Linked DNA regions of Homo sapiens: region 2 is linked to region 1. Evidence: chromatin loops called from intact Hi-C (ENCODE). Cell type or tissue: PC-3. All regions are shown on one strand.

Evidence for each region. Peaks named below come from ENCODE experiments on the same cell type or tissue, not always from the same donor. Only the 100,000 strongest peaks of a DNase experiment are listed, where the experiment ranks them.
Region 2: a loop joins it to region 1, with 6 times the contacts of the local background. A loop is called at or near these places in 7 of 110 quality-filtered maps.

Annotation. Positions count from the first base shown.
Region 1 is chr7:13,847,039-13,855,038 of GRCh38, reverse strand. No RefSeq gene overlaps it. Among named protein-coding and RNA genes, the nearest start is that of ETV1, 140 kb to the left of the region's middle. In PC-3, no CTCF peak of the experiment used is centred here; a DNase peak (open chromatin) is centred at 4,568; H3K4me3 peaks cover 282 bases; H3K27ac peaks cover 4,943 bases.
Region 2 is chr7:13,916,826-13,924,825 of GRCh38, reverse strand. The region is part of intron 9 of ETV1 (ETS variant transcription factor 1); the gene reads left to right. Among named protein-coding and RNA genes, the nearest start is that of ETV1, 69 kb to the left of the region's middle. In PC-3, no CTCF peak of the experiment used is centred here; a DNase peak (open chromatin) is centred at 4,585; H3K4me3 peaks cover 672 bases; H3K27ac peaks cover 2,414 bases.

The DNA.
Region 1 (8,000 bases):
GCCGAGGTGGGTGGATCGCTTGAGGTCAGAAGTTAGAGAGCAGCCTGACCAACAAGGTGAAACCCTGTCTCTACTAAAAGTACAAAAATTAGCCAGATGTGGAGGCATGCGCCCGTAGTCCCAGCTACTCGGGAGGCTAAGACAAGAGAATCGCTTGAACCCAGGAGACAGAGGTTGCACTGAGCAGTGATGGTGCCATTGCACTCCAGCCTGGGCGATGGAGCAAGACTCCATCAAAAAAAAAAAAAATGCGTGAACATATGTAATTAGAGAAAAATATTAGGGAAATTGCAAAATAATTTATTAGCCTTATTCAGATCTAGAGATGATCAAGGATAAGCTCAGCCTACTCAAGCAGAGATAACGTCTGTGTGGAAACGCTAAATGTCTAGTCTGCTTCTATCTTGTGTTTAAAGGAGAATCCTGTTGAAAATGAAGCCACTATCATGGTTAAGAGGATTTGAAATCTAAGATCAGGAGTGACTGCTTTCGGTGAATACAAGTTTCTAAGACTAGAAGATGGACATTCTAAAGTTCAGAAAAAGTCACTTCTCAAATCACTAAGTTATGTTGCTTCCTTCACAATGTTGACCAAGAATCCCTTCACCCCTTTTCTTGTTAACATTGCAGTCAAACATTGATTATCATGCACTTTAATAAAATAATAGCCAAATTGTTATCTCATTTCTCTGCCTCAAGTCTGTTCTTTTCTCAGTTCACATTGCACACTGCCTGGCTTGGGCCATTCCTTGGTTCAGAAATCTTAAATTGTTCCCCATTTTCCTACAGACTAAAGTTTATTTTCCTTAACCTAGCCCTTTATTGCTCCTCCAAATTTACTCGTCTCACAAACCATCTTTCTAGCATCATTTCCAATAAAGTTATTTTATTTCATTTTTTTTTGAGTGGAGTAATTCATTAAATGGATCACTAAATCTAACTGGATTATTTTACTTTTGAATGAATGCTTTGACAGGGCTTGCCACTACCTGCCAGTGAAGGACCCAAGTTTCCTGGAAACTTTCCTTCTCTTCTGTCCCCTTGATATTTCTGAGAGTGACTTGGAAGATTCTCCCATCTTTGTGGTTCCACCAAAGTCTTTAGATTTGCCAAAGGAGCTGTCCTCCTGGTGCAAAGGGCCTAGAGAGTGGTATCAGTCACAGTTTGAACTATGTTCTCTGCTCTAGGATGTCACAGCTTACCCCAAATCCTGGGTGAATCAGAAGTACATTTATCTCATTATCAATCTCATATCACTTAGTCTGTAACACTCATGTGGCACTTATTATTATCTGTTTGCTAGTTTAATCATCCGGCTTGGTTGGATTATCTGCTATTAACACAGCATCGTAATTGCTTTCTTTATCACAGAAAGAAGGTTGGAACTACATTTCTCAAAATTGCCTTTTCTGTAAGGCGCCAGGTTAGAGTTCATCAACATGAAACACTTGACTGAAATTTAGAATGTGAAGAGCAGTGGCTGTTATTCTTCTCAGGAAGAAGCAGCCAGACATATGGACAGACGTGACTTGCCCTGAAGCTCGGATGATTGTCTTAGTTTGCTGGGACTGCCAGAATAAAATGTCACAGACTGGGTGGCTTAAACAACAGGCATTTATTTCACATAGTTCTGGAGAGGGCCCTCTTCCTGGCTTACAGATGGCTGCCTTCTTTTTTTTGAGATGGAGTCTCACTCTGTCTCCCAGGCTGGAGTGCCGTGGCGAGATCTCGGCTCACTGCAAGCTCCGCCTCCCAGGTTCACGCCATTCTCCTGCCTCAGCCTCCCGAGTAGCTGGGACTACAGGCGCCCGCCATCACGCCGGCTAATTTTTTGTATTTTTAGTAGAGACGAGGCTTCACCGTGTTAGCCAGGATGGTCTTGATCTCCTGACTTTGTGATCCGCCCGTCTCAGCCTCCCAAAGCGCTGGGATTACAGGTGTGAGCCACCGCGCCCGGCCGGCTGCCTTCTTACTGCGTCCTCGCTTGCAAGAGAGGCAGAGAGCTCTGTTGTCTTAGGACACTAATCCCATCATGTGGGCCACACTCTCAAGATCTCATCTAAACCTAGTTATCTCCCAAAGGCCCTACGTTAAAAACCATCACATTGCGGTGTTAGGTCTTCAACATGTGAATTTTGAGGGCACACACCGCATCCATAGCAGCTGAGATGATGACTGAGAACATTCCAGAGAGTCTTGAGAATTACATCACCTTTTGGGAGAGTTTTTGAGAACCATCCCTTCGGTGCTTTCATTTGAGATTGAACGTAGCAATTTTCCTGACCTTAGCTCCCCACCCCTCCCTATGATTGTTTAAATCTTTAGTTTCGTGGATTGAAATCCTTCAAACTTAGAATGCAGGGGGTAACTTTTGTTTTTATTAACTGAACTCTGATGGCTACATGAATCTTTCATAATTTAGAATTAGGATGTCCTATTGGAGTAACTATTTCTGTTGAATGTACAGCTTGTTCTATTCCAGCTTCTTGCCAACCCACACCTCTCGTTGTACCTCCTCTCTGTGACTAAGCAGATTGTTACCACATTTGCTGCTGGGTAAGGCAATCAAAGTCAATTTAACCTTGAGAACATTTGACACTTTGGCTGGAATCTCTCAGCGTAGTGGTTAACATATGTTGGCCTTAAAAGTACAGAAATGAGACTCCACTACTGTGATTTGTGCTATGGATACACTGTCTGTGTCTTCCATATTTTCTACTCAGCAATCAGCACCCCACTTCATAGCTAGCATCCTGAAATGTGTCAATCGCAAAATGGATTTTCCCTTGCCCTAGAAGGGAATCCCCATATAAGAATCTGAAGATACCTGGATGGCTTGAAAGCAGATGGGAAAAATATTGAAAGGAGAAATATTGGACTTCTTGCTTCAGTCAAAACATGATATTTCTAGCATCGCACTCTGGATCCTGACTGATGTTGTGAGAATGTCCTTCACAGATCTCTTGGACTCCTGCATGTCTTGCCAGTATGCCATGAATGCAAGGCACTGACTGCTCTTTAAGGGAACCATTTCCCAGGGCTGTGTTTACAGAGAGCATCCTCAGGGGATTAGGTAATGTCTTCATGACAAGCAGCAGGCTTGCTTACTGCTTACTGTGAAAATTGTAGATCTCCTAGGTGCAGTATTCCTCCTCTGTAACACAATCCACTGTGCATCTATCCGGGCATTGTGCGCCACCCCCATGGACTTGGGAGGGGGCAGCAAGAGAAATCGACACAAACATGTTGATGCTTATGCTGCTTGCTGTGCCATGCATGATTAATGAAGTCCTTTGTCTCAAAACCAGGAGTCTCCTGTCTCCTGCCAGTATCTATGAAGCAGAAACAGGCAAACTTATTAGTTTTAAGCAGGATAAAATCAAATTCCAGACCTGACAACTGGGGCACACAATTTGCATCTCACATACTAAAGAGGGGCACCCAGTTCCATGCTTTCTTTTTCTGTTAGGTGATGAGCTTCATGAAGACAGAAATTTCGATTTTATTTTATCCACTTTTGTAAGCCCAATAGCTTTATATATTTTGCAACTGTATCAGCACTCATTAAATATTTACTGAATAAATTAATGAAAGGTATGAATACATCTTGCTTTCAACACCTTGAAACATTCATTAGAATACCACAAAATCTCTGTGGAAATATAGATTAACATCCTTTATCTCTGAAATTCTGATTTTGTAATTTTGATTTTTTTAAATGTGAGAATGAAAGTTACTTTGTGAAGTAACTTGTAAGTTACAGGTTCTCAATATTAATCACCTACTTCTCTATCCCTTATTTCCAAATCATTCATTTTTTTAAAACAAACTATAAGCAATCTCTGGTGTCTGGATTTTTTTTTTATATTAAGAATTTCAACTTAATAATGCTCACAGATAGCTGCAGTTTCCTTAAAAGATTCTGACTCTCCTGGTAAGATCTCTGTGGAATAAAATCAGGCGTTTATAAGATGAGTTCAAGGAACTATTACTTCTCTTGCTTTCTTAAAGTAAAAGCATCATCGCTATCAACTACTATTAACTGAGAACTTTATATCTTGAATGGCATGGATGCTACCTCTTCTTTACCATTTCTGCATTATCATGCCGTTGGAATACAACTATCTTTAACTTTGTAAGTTATGATTCTTACAGTAATACAGTAACCGTATACGTTGTGAGTTTTCAGATTGATTTTTTTTTTCCCCAGACAGCCCAAAGACCCCCTGTAATTATCCCCAGAAATTCAGCAATTACGTATCACTGGAAGCTCCTGGTGCCCTCTGAAGCCTAATTGCCACCCAGTCTCTGATTCCACAGCTGGGAGTCATGGTTTCATGGCTCTGCCTTGGAGAGGCTGGCAGAAAGCCAGTAAAAGTAAACCAGTAGGTAGGTAAGAGTCAAGTGAAATGGGCCAACATGGTGGAGTTTGCCAACCTCTGAAGTAAGAGCTTAGCTCTTTGGTTTTGGAATGGCAGAATACATTTTGGTTTTAATTTTCTAATTTGTGGTTAAAAATGCCTCAAGATTTAGTCAAGGATTAATCCTGTGGTTTAACTTCCTTTTTCCTGGGGGTATGAAATGTTTGAGTCAAGCCACCAACCCATATCCCAGCAAATGAAACCTATTTGCATTTCTCATGTGTGTAAGCCTAGTAAATGTTGATTGCTTCCAGCTCACTGACACAGCAGCAGTGTGCTTTCCATTTTGTTACCAAATAATCAAACCTCAAACAGGCACTGTCTCTGGGCTTAACAGGAAGCATGACTCACACCTCTAACCACGAGAAGGCGAAACAGCAGTGATGCACTTAACTTGTTTAAAATGCTTGTTAGCATCAACTTTGTAACATACATTAGAAACAGTGGTCTTCCCAGCACAGTCTCTCCTGCCGAGCATGGTTAGGGGCTGAAGGGTAATTTTACTTCAATAAGAGAGTGTGTGAAATAACATACCGTGTTCTAATGGGCCCGGCAGAAGAACCCCACCATACGGATTTTATAATTATAGATTTATTTTTCTGCATCTCTGCTTATGTATCAGGATCTTTTTCCAGTCGAAATGCAAGAAAACTCCACAACCAAACAACAACCACCACCACAAGCACCACAAAAATACACCTCACATTGGCTTAAACAATACAGCTAATATTTCGTTAGTGGACTTTAGACAATATTTGAAGATCAGGCTTGTGCTCTGTATTCTCTAATTATCTCAGGCATTTTTCTCTTTCTTTCTTTTTTTCTTTCCTTCCTTCCTTCTTTCCTTTCTTTCCTTTTCCTTTTCCTTCCTTCCTTCCTTCCTTCCTTCCTTCCTTCCTTCCTTCCTTCCTTTCTTTCTTTCTCTTTTTCTTTTCTTTCACTGTTGCTGTTTGCTTGTTTTGTCATAGTAAGAAAATGGCCGCAGTGGTGTCAGGGTTCCTATCTCTAACCACAAGATCTGGAATAATAGAGCTTTTTATCTTTATTCAACTACTGAATAAAAGTATTAGGCTTTACTGATTAGACAAAATTAGGTCATTCACATCCCTGCCTCTGAACTAACTACTAATCACTGTGGACAATGTAGGGCTTAGGCCTGTACCCCTGACCATCCTGAACCTGTGAAAGCAAAGGCAGTTTACTGGATGAGGCCGCTTAGCCCTCTCCCATCACCCCCCAGAGATAAGAGAGGGCTTGTCCTGCCAAAGTCAGCTAAATCCAGGACACAACAGCATGGCAGTGACATGGTGATTCCAGGGAGGAAAGCCACAATGTCACTATACTGTGCAACCCAGTATTGGCCTAAATTGTGGAGCTTTATGTTGGTGACTCCAATGTTAGCAAAATTATCTTTGTGATTTTGCCAAATCTCCTAATCTGATTCCTCAGTTGTACGTCCATTTTCCTTTTACAGTGGATATTTCCTACAGAACTACTCCTGGGCTTTAGCTGTGTGTGTGTGTGTGTGTGTGTGTGTGTGTGTCTGTTTTAAATTTGAATCCAGTTTATGCAACCTCATTCCAACACCAAAAATAATTCAGTCACTTAAATGCCATATGGAATAAATAAATGTTTCAAAACAAATCAAACTTAATTCCCTGTAAAAATCCTCAGCATTGGTTACTCTGATTAAATATGTAAGGCCAGCAAAGGCCCAGGCTATTGGCAGGCTTATAAAGGAGAAATGAAAGGAATTAGAAAGCAAGAGACTAAAGTCACTTTATGAATTGATGAAGTGATGGCAGGAATGTTATTTTTATAATTTCTCAGAATAAAAAAAAAATACGGGTTTGCTGCCGAAAATTGGCTGGTGATCAGAGCCTGCCGAGTCACGCCAGGGCACATGCACTGTGTACGTGAGGGAGTAGATCATCCAGACTCTCATATTAGAAAATAACCAAAATTGGAGGGAAATCTTACCACTCAGTTCTATTCAATTCAAGAAACAAATATTGATTAAGCACTCTGGGAGAAGGGAGAGATTGAGTGTGTCATCAAGGAGCTTACTATATTTTAAAGGAATGATATAATTATCTAACAGTTAAAAAATTAAAAACACAAGTCACAAGTCTCATTTTAGAAGAAGGAGTTGATAGAGGTTGTCAGTAGTGATATCTACCCTGTATAAGGAAATTAATCAAATAAGATATCTGTGATTTTATGTTCTCAAAAGAAATAAAAGAGCAAGCTGTGAGTTAAACTTTATAATTTTAAGTTTACTGATAAAGTCAAAGAAGAAGAGAAAGAATTATTTATATTTCTCAAAATCTCTGTTCCTAAATGGCACAGCCAACATAAAAAATGGAGTTTTATATGAAACTAAAATATGTCACTTTTTCCCACACCATGTGGCTTCCTTAGGTGTCTTCTCTGGGTTAAGAGTTTGAACATCTTGGTCAAACATCAAAGTCAGATAGAAGTGAAGGAAAACTAAAGTCGTCGCCTCCAGGGAGATGTCATTGTGGAATGAATCTCTGGCCAGATTTTAATAACCTAAGAAAAGGAAATCTATGTTTGTAAATTGTATACATAAAATTTTGTTTTTCCTGTACCATCCTACAGGGAAAGAAATTAATCAATTTCTATGTCAAGATAAAAAGGGAGATCATTCAATATTTCTCCTGCAAACAGTTGTTAGCTTTGTGTTAGTCACCAGAGAAATGAAGTTCACTAAGACACAGTTGCTATCCTCAAGTATTTTATAATCAAATACTATAAACAAATTTATAACCAATTAAAATACAATGGGAAAAGTACTATAAAACAAATATTTATAATTCCTGTGAGAACAGAGATGAAATGGAAGAGAGGGACATTGTAGGATCAGGGAGATACACAGATGGTTATATTGAGGATTGAAGAAAGTACTCAGCTGAAAAGAGAAGGTAGAAGAGAATTCAGGCTGGAGACACTCCACAAAGATATAGAAAGAGCATTTCACCTTGGCTAAATTTAAGCACCCAGTAGGTTGAGATATGATTTAATTTGGCTATTTTTTTCTGCATGTCAATTATGAAACGCATCTAAACATTTTTGAATATGCATACCCAAGATAAGTGTATTTCTGTAGTTATCACTGCTGTTACTGTTGTAAATATAGGCAAAACTCAACCTGTGTCTAATTAAAAAATGAACAACAGCAATAATAATAGTAATAACAATAATTGCTACCATGTATTGATCAAGGAACTTTCTTCCAAACTATTTTAAATGCTTTTTGTGAATTAACTCATATACCCTTTGAAACAACCATATGGAATAGATACTACTATTAATCCTTTTTTTATTAATGAGAAAAATGCAGGTGTAAACACACATATTAAATTTTTCTACCCACACTCCATAGATCATCTTGCACACAAGAACTCTCTGCAGTAGATGTTATAGAGACCAGGTGCAATTATTATAGAGACAAGGTGTGGTAGTGACACGCAGGGCCCTGGTTGAGTATCTTGATGAATATTAGAGGTGCTTGAAAGTGCATGTGTTTGTGTGTGTATATGTGTGTGTTTAAGCATG
Region 2 (8,000 bases), 70 kb before region 1:
TTCAAACTTCTCCACACCCAAATTTTACAGATAAATATCTGAGGTTCATCCAAATGAAGTAATTTACCATCAGTTACAGATATATTGTGAAGCAGCCAAAACTAAAATTAGGATTTTCTAATTCTTAGTTTAGTGAAGAGTTCATGATTTGTCTTTCTACATAATTGTTCAGATTAAAGGGAAATACTGAGTGTTTTTGTATGGTTTTCGAAGGATCTTCATGATCCAGGGCATCTGCTTGAAGATACGAGGTGTGCTTTCACTAATTTGGGAGGAGCACATTTCACATTAAATAGTGCCCACATTTTACTCTAAATGTTAGGTGTTCACCGCAGTGAGGTAGCAAAATAGAGCAATTCAACGATATAAATTATGAAGATGCATTCTGCTTTCTTTTAAAAAATATACCACGAGCATTCTTAAGAACTGAGATTATCAAAGAAGTGATCTTTTATAATAGCTCTTTTGAAAAAGACTGAAAAATAATGAGAAGAAAAAGTGGCTAATTAATGGCCCTTCCAAGCTCTAAGTCCTTGATTGCATGAACATAGAGTTTGAGTCTTCTCATTGGACCTCGCTCTTTCTTTCTTAATGCCCTTGATGGCTCAGTGGCTTACACTTCACCTTCAGCTGTGCTTTTCAGACCATTGTCAGCTGAATCCATTTTTCACAAGTAAGCTTATGAGGGACTACAGGATCTCAAATCGATGTAAAGAAAGCTGTTGTTGAGGAATAGGGTGCTTTTTCCATTCTTCATTTTATTTTATTTTATTTTTTTAATTTTTTTTTTGAGACAGAGTTTCACTCTTGTTGCCCCGGCTGGAGTACAATGGCACGATCTCAGCTCACCACAACCTCCGCCTCCCTGATTCAAATGATTCTCCTGCCTCAGCCTCCTGAGTAGCTGGGATCACAGGCGTGCGCCACCACCATGCCCGGCTAATTTTGTATTTTTAGTAGAGACGGAGTTTCTCCGTGTTGGTCATGCTGGTCTCAAACTTCCGACCTTAGGTGATCCGCCCGCCTCAGCCTCCCAGAATGCTGGGATAACAGGTGTGAGCCACTGTGGCTGGCCCATTCTTCATTTAAAATCCATCCATTATTCACCCCAACAACCCCTCCCAGGCTCCTCATATACTTCCTTATTACCCTATTAGGGCTTTGATAAAAGCCAGTAGAAAAGCCTGTAAATTTAGAGAACGGTTATCTGTCCTTAGCACATCGAAAAATTATGTGTAGGCAGAAAAATGATGAAATAAATACTGAAAAAATATTTACCTTATGTTAAATACGTTAAAACTGGAATATGTTTAACTTTCATCTGTCAGAGCTGACAAATCTATCTGCTATTCACATAGGCCCAAGCTGGCACTTTAATCAAGAAATTTAAATACTCTTGGGTTTCTGAAATGGCAAGAGAGGAATGTTTTTATATTGTAAATGTTATTCTATGTTTTGCTGTGTTGGTGGATACTCATCCTAATCAAATAGTAGGAAAAGTAGTGAAGTAATTCCTAATGCTGCCTGTAGTAGTAAGCATTGCTTGGGCTTCCCCTTGCAGAGTTTATAATATGGTTTGAAAGTGAAACTTGTAGGATTAAATAATTGGGTAATGGAGCAAGAACAACATGGTTATTTTCTGCATCCATATAAAAATATAAATGTGTAGTGTTTTATAGGTTTGGAGATGACATGTCAGAGCCTCAATCAACTGACTAAACTTGCACAAAACTTAAGAAAAAAATAACAACATTCAGAGGGCTAAAATATCCCAGTCATTTATTTCTAAACTATTACTATTGCATTTATTACTACTACTCATCTAGCAATATCTCAGAAATTGTGTCATCAGGATATTTTACCTTAAAAAACAATTTATTGCTATTTACTTACAAGATGAGATACGTGTTCTAGGGAAACTAACCTCATACATATTTTCCAATACACTTTTCTTTCATCCTTTCTGAACAATTGGGGCACACATAAGCAACCAAAAATATTATCCAGGAAACAGAAAGTATGCAGTGATTACAAAAAGGAAAGCTGTTGAAAGACACTAATTAAAGTCAGATGGAACACAGGGAGTAGAAATAAAGGTAACTGATATTTATTTTGAATATTCAAGGCTTACCATAAACTAGCAGGCTTCATTATTTCCAAAATGGAAAGCCCATGATCAATAATTTCTCCCTCTTGAACATTCTATGTGTGTGTGTCTTGTTTTGTTTTGGCTGATGTGTTTTAAAGAGATAGGGTCTCGCTGTCTTGCCCAGGTAAGTTGCTAACTCTTGGCCTCAAGCAATTCTCCCTCCTCAGCCTCACTGTAGTTGGGATTACAGGTGCATGCCACCACTGTCTGAACATTCCAATGTCACTTACTATTCAGTGTTTTCACATTGAAGACATTATTTTATCTTAGTTATTTTTTAAAAATTGTATTATTGCTGGGATTCTAATTAGGCAGCTAAGGAGGAAAGGAAGTAGAATAGTATTTTTCTATTCATATTCCCTTTGAAAGTATGGAAGTGTCACCAAGTTGTTACGAATGTATGCCTTCTTCTCTTCTCAGCAACCACAACAGTCTATCTCAAGGCCCGCCTCCCTCTTATATAGTTATAGAAGGCCTAGAATTATAAAAACCACAATATCTAAAACTCTGAACACCTAAACAAATTATTTCAATATAGATAATGCATATACTTCTCAAATCAATCTATTATGAATTTTATATCCAGCCCCTAATAATTATAAATTTATAATTCATGTATTACATTGATCAGACTTTAAATATATTGAATAATGGAAGTTAGACAACATATTACAATTATTTTAAATATGAAATATTACATTTGAAGATATTCATTTTCAGTTTGTCATTTTTATTTACATATTTTTGAACCACCTTAAAAAGTAATTCCTTAGAAAATATTGAATATTTTTAAAGCCCTGGAAAAAAAGTTAGCAATAAATTAATAATTCGGTATACGTTCACTCTTTGGTGATTTTCCTCTGTCCCATATTTTTTCTGAATGGTGGGTTCATCTCCCACCTGCCTATGTTAAGTATTTTAGTTTTGAGCTCTAACATACTGCCATAAATTTATTTATTCTGTATGACTGTATTAATCAGATATTAGAAATTGGAGGTTGAATATTTGTCATAATGCCATAATAAATAATCCTTCCCAGGTTTAAAACCAAAGACTGGGCAGTTTTTCTGTTTATCCTCTTCCTTTTCTGTAGGCATGGCAAGGATCTGTTGATCAGTGGTTTAGAGATATACACAGGGACTGTTTACTGCAACTTTTTTCTCACATGGCTTCAGGTCACTGAAAGAAAAAAGTGTTTTTTTCCCCTTCGGAGTCAAGGAACAAAGTACAAATGGCTGATAAAACCCATTCCATATTCAATACTATTCAGGATAGGATTGACTCTTCAAAAAATATTTCCATAATTGCTTATATATTGCTTCCTCTCCATAAAAACTCTGGATATTTTTAAATATTGCCATCTTTAGTAATTTCCAGGGCAGCAATGATTATGATTCCATGAACTTTGGCCTTTTGTGCTTGATATGTAACACTTCCAAAGGCTAAACCGTGGCCTTATTCCATTACAAAACATCACTTGCTTATGGCTACATTTTCTCCTGAAACATGGCAGCTCATTTTTTCCCTCCTAACTCTAAAACTATTGCTTAAAGAAATTCAAGTGTAGGATCACTTGGGAACTTTAAAGAATGAGCTATTGAACTTTCAGAAAATGTTAACATCTTATCTCTTTCTCAATATCCAAAGATAATTTTCTTTTACACATCCAGTGATTTGTGGACTAGTAGATCACTTAATCTCTGATTTTTAGGTGCTTCAATTGTGAAAAGTGACAGTGATGTCTTCCTAATTGATTTTGTTATTGCAATAGAGGTCATAGATTGGCCTCACAATTTGACTTTGCCTTTTATTGCTTAGCATGTCTCATATGAGTTTTCCTCATTTCTTTTGGAGTTAAAATTGCAAATCTCCCAAATCAGTACTCTGGCCCACTATATCAGTTTTTCTAAGAAATACTTAAATATGCTCTAAATCTACAGTTACAGTAAGTGGCATTGGCTCTAGTGATTTGATTTGAGAGTTGAGACTACAGTCTGGATTTACTCTTTATGCATTAACACAGGCCAAATGGACAGGGACTGCATTTTAAGGCAGTAATGGAAGGCTGAAGGCTGTCTTAAACCAATCATACCAGTTTTACCCATGACTGATTGATCCCTAGGGGCAGAGCCCTGTAAGCATTTCTCTTACATGAATGGACGCTATAGAGCCTGGAGTTTCATTCATAAAATGGAGACTGAAAGGAAACACACACACACACACACACACACACACTCACTCACTCTCTCTGGAATGTCCATTTATACAGAGCTGAAGGGTGTAGTGTTCCATCAGCTGCTGCTTATGCCAGTTGACTGGAAGTAATGATTAATGCTCATTGGTCCTGCTTGCAAGTAACCTGACACTATTTATGGCCTTGCAGTGTTCCTAATGTATAGTGAATGAGAAGACAACATTCTCAAATCAGAAACATAAACAGGAACTGGTGGGTCTGAATTCCATTCAAATATGTCATTTCAGCCCCACAGTGTTTGTCTAACTTGGATTTTACAGGCAGGAAAGGGGGAAGGGATGGATAATCTGCTTGTGAGTTGTACTAGCTTGGAAAAAGGCAATTAGAAGGGGGTGGAGTGTGCTTTTATAGGGTGGGACTTTTAGTTTCTTTTTTAATAAAACAACCAGGATATTTAGGCCCAGAACTGCTTATTTCAAGTGGGTAAAGTGAACATACAACTGTTTTTATAAGTGGAACTGAGATTTGAAATTAAATGAGACAGTTTAAAGATACATGTTTGGATCTCTCTTCTCTCTCTCTCTCTCTCTCTGTGTGTGTGTCTTTGTGTGTTTTTGTCTGTTTCATGAATATGAACAAAAGAAGGGAACATATAACATTTTTTAAAGTGTTTACATAACTAAGTATCTGTTTTTAGGTTTCGAATATAGTTTTAGAATTTTTACACTTAAATGATTTCTATACTTAAATGAGTTAACTAATAGGTTTGAGGAAAAGAGACATTTTATTTCATAAAACATTTTCAACTAGGATATGAACAACTTGAAAAAATTTTCAAGGAATTTTTATCAGATTAAATAGATGGTTATTGTTCTTATTTTGTGTGTGTGTGTGTGTGTGTGTGTGTGTGTGTGTGTATGGTTTCTATTTAGTTGTTTCTAACAATCTGGAAAATTTTACAGGAGAGTAATTCAAAGATAAATATGAAAAGTATCAAAAAAAAAAAACCAAAAGAACAACAAGCATGTGTTATTGTGATTCATTTAACTATTCTCTTTAAAAGTATTTTTCAACTCTCTGTTCTGGTAATTTTTTTTTTTAGTATGTGGGTCTGTACATTTCACTGCTCCATCTGTTTTTCTTAGTATTAAAAAATAAAACCACTCACTTAACATGACACTGGAAATATTATAGTAAATCCTGGGCCTGACATCCATTTACGATTTGTGTCATATTGAGCATGTTTTGTAACCCCTTATGCCTCCAGTTTCTTCATTTATAAAAGGGCAAATAACTCTCATCTTTTAGTGTTTTTGTAACGGGTAAATATGGTTATGTTTATAAAGTCACTGATACCGTTTCTAGCACATAATAGGGGTGCAGGCAATAATAAAGGATTCCCATTGACATGATTTTATTTTGACTAGATACTTCTTCAAAGACTGCTAGTCCTTTATTAAGATGCCATTATTATTTCTAATAATTTAAAGTACAGTATTTGGGGCTAGAGGATAAGATAAAATAAGAGAGACAATACTCTTAAAACAATCATATTGTGCTAGTCCAGCAAGAGAAACAGTCTTGCTGAACTTCTTTTTTTTTTTTTTTATTATACTTTAAGTTTTAGGGTACATGTGCACATTGTGCAGGTTAGTTACATATGTATACATGTGCCATGCTGGTGCGCTGCACCCACTAACTCGTCATCTAGCATTAGGTATATCTCCCAATGCTATCCCTCCCCCGTCCCCCCACCCCACCACAGTCCCCAGAGTGTGATATTCCTCTTCCTGCGTCCATGTGATCTCATTGTTCAGTTCCCACCTATGAGTGAGAATATGCGGTGTTTGGTTTTTTGTTCTTGTTTACTGAGAATGATGATTTCCAATTTCATCCATGTCCCTACAAAGGACATGAACTCATCATTTTTTATGGCTGCATAGTATTCCATGATGTATATGTGCCACATTTTCTTAATCCAGTCTATCATTGTTGGACATTTGGGTTGGTTCCAAGTCTTTGCTATTGTGAATAATGCCGCAATAAACATACTTGTGCATGTGTCTTTATAGCAGCATGATTTATAGGAAACAACAGGTGCTGGAGAGGATGTGGAGAAATAGGAACACTTTTACACTGTTGGTGGGACTGTAAACTAGTTCAACCATTGTGGAAGTCAGTGTGGCAATTCCTCAGGGATCTAGAACTAGAAATACCATTTGACCCAGCCATCCCATTACTGGGTATATACCCAAATGAACTTCTTACTAGTATTATTCATATGCAAAGCAAATAGAAAAAGTTATCTGAATATTGTGGTGATCCAAGGAGAGATGAAAACAAGAGGACAAAGCTGTTCATGGTATGTTTTTTTTCAAATCATGTAGTTTCCAGCAAGAGAGAAATTTAAAATTGAAATTCCACATTAAAACCACTATCTCTTCAGAATTTTGTGTGGCCCATTTTGGCAGCTAATGGCATCCTGTATCATACTTTCTTTTTCTTTTTCTTTTTTTTCTGAGACAGAGTCTCACTCAGCCTCCCAGGCTGGAGTGCAGTGGCATGATCTCGGCTCACTGCAAGCTCCGCCTCCCGGGTTCACGCCATTTTCCTGCCTCAGCCTCCCGAGTAGCTGGGACTACTGGTGCCCGCCACCACGCCCGGCTAATTTTTTGTGTTTTCAGTAGAGACGGGGTTTCACCGTGTTAGCCAGGATGGTCTCGATCTCCTGACCTCATGATCCACCCACCTTGGCCTCCCAAAGTTCTGGGATTACAGGCGTGAGCCACCGCGCCCGGCCTCATATTTTCTTTTAAACCTCTGTTAATTGTCAGAGTATGGTAGTATGAAATAAATACTCAAAGTTGGTCAGGCGCGGTGGCTCACCCCTGTAACCCCAGTACTTTGGGAGGCCAAGACGGCAGATCACCTGAGGTCAGGAGTTCAAAACCAGCCTGACTTAAGATAGTGAAACCCTGTCTCTACTAAAAGTACAAAATTAGCAGGGCATGGTGGTGCATGCCTGTAATCCCAGCTACTAGGGAGGCTGAGGCGGGAGAATCACTTGAACCCGGGAGGCAGAGGTTGCAGTGAGCTGAGATCGCACCGTTACACTCCAGCCTGGGCAACAAGAGCGAAACTCCGTCTCAAAATAAATAAATAAATAAATAAATAAATAAATAAATAAATAAATACTCAAAGTTACAGTTGTGTCTATGTTTTCTATCACTTCAACTTTATTTTAAAATTTCAGCTTAGTAAGACTATCACAGGCTTGTAAAACTTGTAATAGTGCGAGCCTAGTAGATCATATAATCTAATGTTGTTTGGATCTGGTCATTATTTGTGTGGGGTATTGTCCAAAAGAAAACCCCAGGTGCTTACAAGAGAAGTTTATAATTGTGTAGATAAAATTCTATACTGTTATTTTTCGCCATGTAGCCTTAAACTTTCAAAAGCACGTAAATTCAGATAACTGCGATAACTGCATTATTTACTTATTCTACTTTTACTTTTTCTTTCTTTACTTTACTTTTACTTTTTTTTTTTTTTGGACAAGGTCTGGCTCTGTTGCCTAGGTTGGAGTGCAGTAGTATGATCTGGGCTCACTGCAACCTCTGCCTCCTGCGCTCAAACCATCCTCCCATCTTAGCCTCT